2 separate regions of the Homo sapiens genome follow, and region 1 is linked to region 2. A link is a contact called in ENCODE Hi-C data. All regions are on one chromosome and are shown on one strand. The core of a region is the stretch at or near the end of the contact, and the rest is flanking DNA. Distances in the headings are between cores, read along the strand shown. Region 1 overlaps CILK1 (ciliogenesis associated kinase 1). Region 2 holds the start of GSTA5 (glutathione S-transferase alpha 5).

The links. Hi-C counts contacts between places; a loop is a spot of excess contacts on that map. Pooled maps may share reads with other maps.
Region 1: a pooled map shows a loop between it and region 2 (4-fold over the local background). The contact joins the enhancer-like site here to the promoter of GSTA5 in region 2. A Hi-C loop is called at or near these places in 4 of 50 pooled maps.

Annotation. Positions count from the first base shown.
Region 1 is chr6:53,047,193-53,049,892 of GRCh38, reverse strand. All of the region lies in intron 1 of CILK1 (ciliogenesis associated kinase 1), which reads left to right. Among named protein-coding and RNA genes, the nearest start is that of CILK1, 13 kb to the left of the region's middle. Within about 2 kb of position 1,377, at least 5 of the 41 ENCODE cell types and tissues checked have a DNase peak (open chromatin) inside an H3K27ac peak, as active enhancers do.
Region 2 is chr6:52,839,365-52,842,064 of GRCh38, reverse strand. It overlaps GSTA5 (glutathione S-transferase alpha 5), which reads left to right and starts at 1,252. Exons shown (of 6, transcript NM_153699.3): 1 at 1,252-1,338. The coding sequence starts at 1,252.

The DNA of each region.
Region 1 (2,700 bases), core at 128-2,627, 210 kb before region 2:
AAAAATTAACCAGGCCTGGTGGTGCATGCCTATAGTCCCAGCCAATCAGGAGGCTGAGGTGGGAGGATTGTCTGAGCCCATGAGGCTGCAGTGAGCCATGATCACACAGCTGCACTCCAGCTGGGAGACAGAGCAAGACCCTGTCTCACAAAAAGAAAAAAGAACTCAGCTTGAGAGTTCTGTGTTTGCCTTGGTTGCCTTTGACTGAAGCTCTGTGGTTATCTGTAGTAAATGTCACTATGGATGGCATGCAGAGTGGTCCCCATGTTGGGCCCCACTTGTCATGCAAAGTGGAATCCTTTCATGTTTCCCACCTGCCATGTTACAGGCACATGACTGGATTGCACAAGGTCACAAAGCTTCAGCTAGCTAGTTGTCCAAGCAACCTGGAGTGATACTGAGGGCCGTTTTTGGACATTCTTTTACCACAATAGGTTTGTATCTTACTTGCATCTTATTTTCTTTCAAAATGGAAGCAGATAATGGAAAGCAAATGAACATTAGGCTAATAGTTACTTCTAATTTGTCTCCAGCTGTACACCTCTTTCAGTCTTCAAAACTATGCTAACCATAAAGGTCTATCTGTCACCTCCTGTAGAGAATTTTGTATTTTGTCACCTAAAATACAAAAGTTAGTATAGCCCACTGTAAGTGGGTGTAGCCCATAGTATCAGGAATGCTTTCAGCTGTAGTGGATAGATTAACAGTGACTTCTTCAACAGAGACCTTCAATTAGGTTGTAGAACAATAAGCCCAAAGGCATATATTTTCAGGGTTCAAGCAGCAGCTCACTGATGTCATCAAGGACTCAACCTCTTTCTATGAATACACCCTCTGCAGCTGGGATTCTCATCTTTAGAGCTGATGTCTCATAGCCGTCTCTGCCTCAGCCCTAAATATCACACTTTACACAGCCATGTTCAATGCCGCTTCTTTGTCAACTGTCTTTATTAGGGAGTAGATTCCTTCTCAGAAGCTCTTCTTCCTCACCAGCTCACTTCCCTTTCATTCTCGTAAGTCCGAGCCATGGCACCACTCCTAAACAGATTTTAGTAAGGAAGTAGAATTCCTTTGCTTGGCTTAGATCTATCATAGTTCATGCCCTGGGGTGGCTGCTGTGCCTGAGTATGTCGAATCCTGAGTAAAATCAGGTTCTGTAAACTAAGCAAGAAGAGAAGCATTGCTATGGAGTAGAGCAGCGAAGGCGCCTACCATGGTCCCTTCTTTTTTCTAGTGCATTGTCCATCGCCCTATTTTCCCAGCGCAACAGTAAGTTTTTGTTCTTTACTTTCAGATTATGAGGTGACTCATCATATTTGGGCCACCACAAAAAGGATGAATAGCTGAACAATACCATTCTCAAATGTATTTAACCACATCCTGCTAGGATATGCTCAGATTGGACTGTGAGCTGACTGGTGCTTCTTGTCTAATGCTATTTTGGCTAATACCATTCACTTTTTTTCAGTATGGGAAATAATTCACTAATGTGAATAATAGAAAGCTCAAAGAGTGGTCATGGTTCTTGTTCTCTGGAACCATACCTAGTGTAACTAACCCTTCTCTCTGATATCCTTTGTACACTTGGAACAATTATCATGGCTTTCCAAGTCTCCTTTGCTTCCAGCATCCGGTGTTTCTTCATCTACCCTTCTTGTACTTTCATTTAGATGCCTCACTATGTTCTTTAATATTTCTCTTGAAGTTTGGCCTCTGGAGCAGTAAACCAAGGATGTGATGGGACTATTGCATTCCTTATTCTGAACACAGGCTGCCTTATTTAACAACTCCAGTGGGCACCTTTCACGTTGTGTTCTATGTGAATGGAGTACCCTGGAGTTACACAGTGTATCAGCCTTGTCTGAATGCTGTGTTCCCAATAAGAACTCCAATAATACTCTATCTTTGGGGAAAAATAAAACAACCTTAGAGCTATTTGCTTATTGAGCATCTCCAGTGAGAGGTTTTGTACATACCTCAAATTCAGCCCCCGAGAAAACAGAACCCACATCTCTGTACATTGTCCAAATAACACAAAAACACACATTCCCTATCTCAAACCCATAGTCTCCTGTTGTATCTAAGACTCACCCAGTCCAGTGCCTTTGTTTGGGCTTTCATCATATTTCACCTGGGCTATTGGAGTAACCTCCTAATTAGTCTCTGCCTCTGATCTCTATTCTAACATCTATGTAGTCTCCAGAGGGATTTTATTCATGCTGTTTCTCTGCTTTAAAAACTCTGAGGAACTCCCTTCTGTAGGATAAAAATCAAACTCCTGCGTGAGGCCAGGTGTACTCACGCCTGTAATCCTAGCACTTTGGGAAGCCAAAGTGGGAGAATTGCTTGAGCCCAAAAGTTCAAGACCAACCTGGGAAAAAAAAAAAAAAAAGAGACCTCATCTCTTAAAAAAAAAAAAAAAAAAAAAGCCTGGTAGTGTACACCAAGTACTCCCAGCTACTTGGGAGGCTGAGGTGGGAGGATTACTTGGGCCTAGGAGGTTGAGGCCACAGTGAGCTGTGATTTTCACCACTGTACTCCAGCCTGGGTGACAGAGTGAGACCCTGTCTCAAAAAAATAACAAAAGCAAAAACAAAAAACTCCTGCATGACACACATACTCGTTCATAATTGGGCCCACCCTAACTTTCTAGCTATTTCCTGCAATTTGCCCCATCGCCCTCCATTGAATTGGTTTTAC
Region 2 (2,700 bases), core at 3-2,502:
GTGAGCGTGCACACATGCAAACATCCATACACACAATATACAAATAACTGAAACTAACAACTCATGAAACATTACTTACCCTTCAACATGTCATGCTCACTGATATTTTTATTCTTTTCTATTTTATTTTAAAAAGTACTGGGGTTTCACAATCTACTGAAAGATTACCATGCATATTTGAGAAACATTAACATAGAAAATAAGACTCAGTCTTTAGTTTTTAATAGCAGTGAGTCTGCATCCCAGATCCACCACTTAATCTGGGTAAGTTACTTTAAAAACCTCAGTATCCTCAACTGTAAAATGAGAATAGCAACAGCCTTTCACCTTAGGTGATTTTTGTAGGACAAAATGAGAGAAGTTTAGAAGAATGGCCAGTGTATGACTGACGTTGAACAAATGCTAGCTCCTTCCATATCCTGCAAAGTTAATGCAGCAACATCTCTTTTGCCAGGTTATAAAACAAAATGCCCCCCACAGAGTTAAAATATAGAACACCAAAAGAAGCAAGGTATTAGCATTCTCTGTTGAAAGACTTTGGATCTTCTAGCTACAGTAAAACAAGTCTGAAGCCTAATTTCTGGTTTTGATCAAATGCAGTCTCACAGCCAGAGAGCTGAAGAGTGACTTAGCTCCCTGCCGGTCCTCCCTGTCAGTGACATCCTCTGGTTTCACAACCAGTTCATGGGTTCCCAGGGCCTTCACCCAGATGTCTTCCAGGCGTGACTTCATTTTAGTCCTTGGTGTAGATATTCATGTCCATCACCAACCAGAGTGTGACTGTGAACATTGTATTTCTCTGATGTTCGATTTCATTAACTAAAAATTGGAGAAAACAACCATTTAATGAGACTATAAGGAGGGTTAAAGATATAAAATATTGAAAGGGACTAGCATTGAGGAAGGATCATGAGGAAGTTTTCAATAAATATTAGTTCTTGAATTCTTCCCCTTCCATTAACTCCTGTACATGTATTATTACCACATACTCTCACCTCTTAGGCTGCCAAGAAAAGTCACAGGTAAACAATGAAGACTTGAGACTGGTTTGAGGGTGGCCACTGCTGGGTAACAATTTGAGCCAAGAAAACATTCCAGGAACTCCTTCAACCCAGTCATGAAGAAGGCAGGTTCTTCTTCAGCATTGTTTGTGGTTTTCAACCACACATCCTAAAGTACATTTTTGATTCTATCGTTTCAATTATTCATTCATTCATTCAGGCTTAGAGAAACCTCCAGGAGACTGCTATCATGGCAGAGAAGCCCAAGCTCCACTACTCCAATGCACGGGGCAGTATGGAGTCCATTCGGTGGCTCCTGGCTGCAGCTGGAGTAGAGGTAGGTTCTGAGTAAGGTCATCTTAAGTTGGATTTAAAATTGCGTTATCACATACTTTTCCCACAGAAACTATGCAATGATTACTTACTGAAGCATTGTGCCTTAAATAAAAATGGACTGTAATTAAGAAAAAGATGAATAGATTTGACCTAAAAATTGTTAAAATTTCTTCTTATCTAAGAGCATACATATTAAAATACAATTAAGAAACTAATCAAAAAGTGTAGAACTTAAGTGGATTAGAATTTAAACAAACTGTAAAAAATAATTTATGGCATTAGAAACTTGGATATTGACTGAATATTTGATGACATGAAATAATTATTGTTAATATTTCATGTGTGATAATGTACTATGGTTATCTTTAGAACAGTTTATGTGTTTTAGGAAAACACATTGAAGTATTTAAGGATTAATCATATGGATCTGGGATTTCTTTGGAATTATTACAAAAGGAGAAGTAGGTGGGCATAAATATAACTTCACATTGGTTTTGGTTGATAATTATTGATTCTAGGTGAGAAATATAAGGAGAATTTTTATGCTTTTCTGTTTATTTTTATTCATGTTCATAATTTCCACAACAAAAAAATGAAAATACGTAATATTTAAAAATGGCTGTAGTTAGAGGTAAAATGCAAACTATAAATGAGAGGTGTAAGGGAGTGGATTGTAACAAACTACCTATTAAAGATTGACTACATTCACAGCAATTATTTGTTGAGCACTTATTAATTCCAGGTTCTGTACTAGGTCATGGAGATAGACAGTGAACAAGACAGACACAGTCCCTGCCCTGGGGCGGCCTACATGTCTATGAGGATGCAGACAAGTAAACACGTGGTTAAAATGAGGCGTGGAGGCTTCTAGAACACCCAAGCATTCCCCAGTGTTACCAGGTCATCCTCCCAGTGTTTGAGTAGGAAATGCCTGGAGGTGTCTGTGGGACTCCGCTGAGTGCTGCCCTCTAGAGGTGTCACTGAGAAAAACACTTCCCAGTCCAGACCAGAGTCCTTCAGCGACTGCCTGAGGGTTTTCCTGGGAAGTGAGTCATGGACAAACTCAGGAGATCTTGTCCCTCGGGTGGCAGCAGAAAAGGGGGGTTTCAGGTGAGGTGGCGTCCTGTGAAGGGAACTTCTAGCGCGCCCCTTCAGCCTCACAGCGCCGTGTGGACCTGAGCCTCGGAACGGTACTTTGTGCGTTGCTTCACGAAGGCTTGGGACTTTAGCCTCACCCTTTCTCAGTTCTATGAAGAAATAAGCACATAAGAAATCCAAACACTATCATTCTAGGTTGTTTCCTTTGTACAAATGAATACCCTGTTTCACTGTCACGCAGACATCAGCTCTGCAGCTCAGGGAT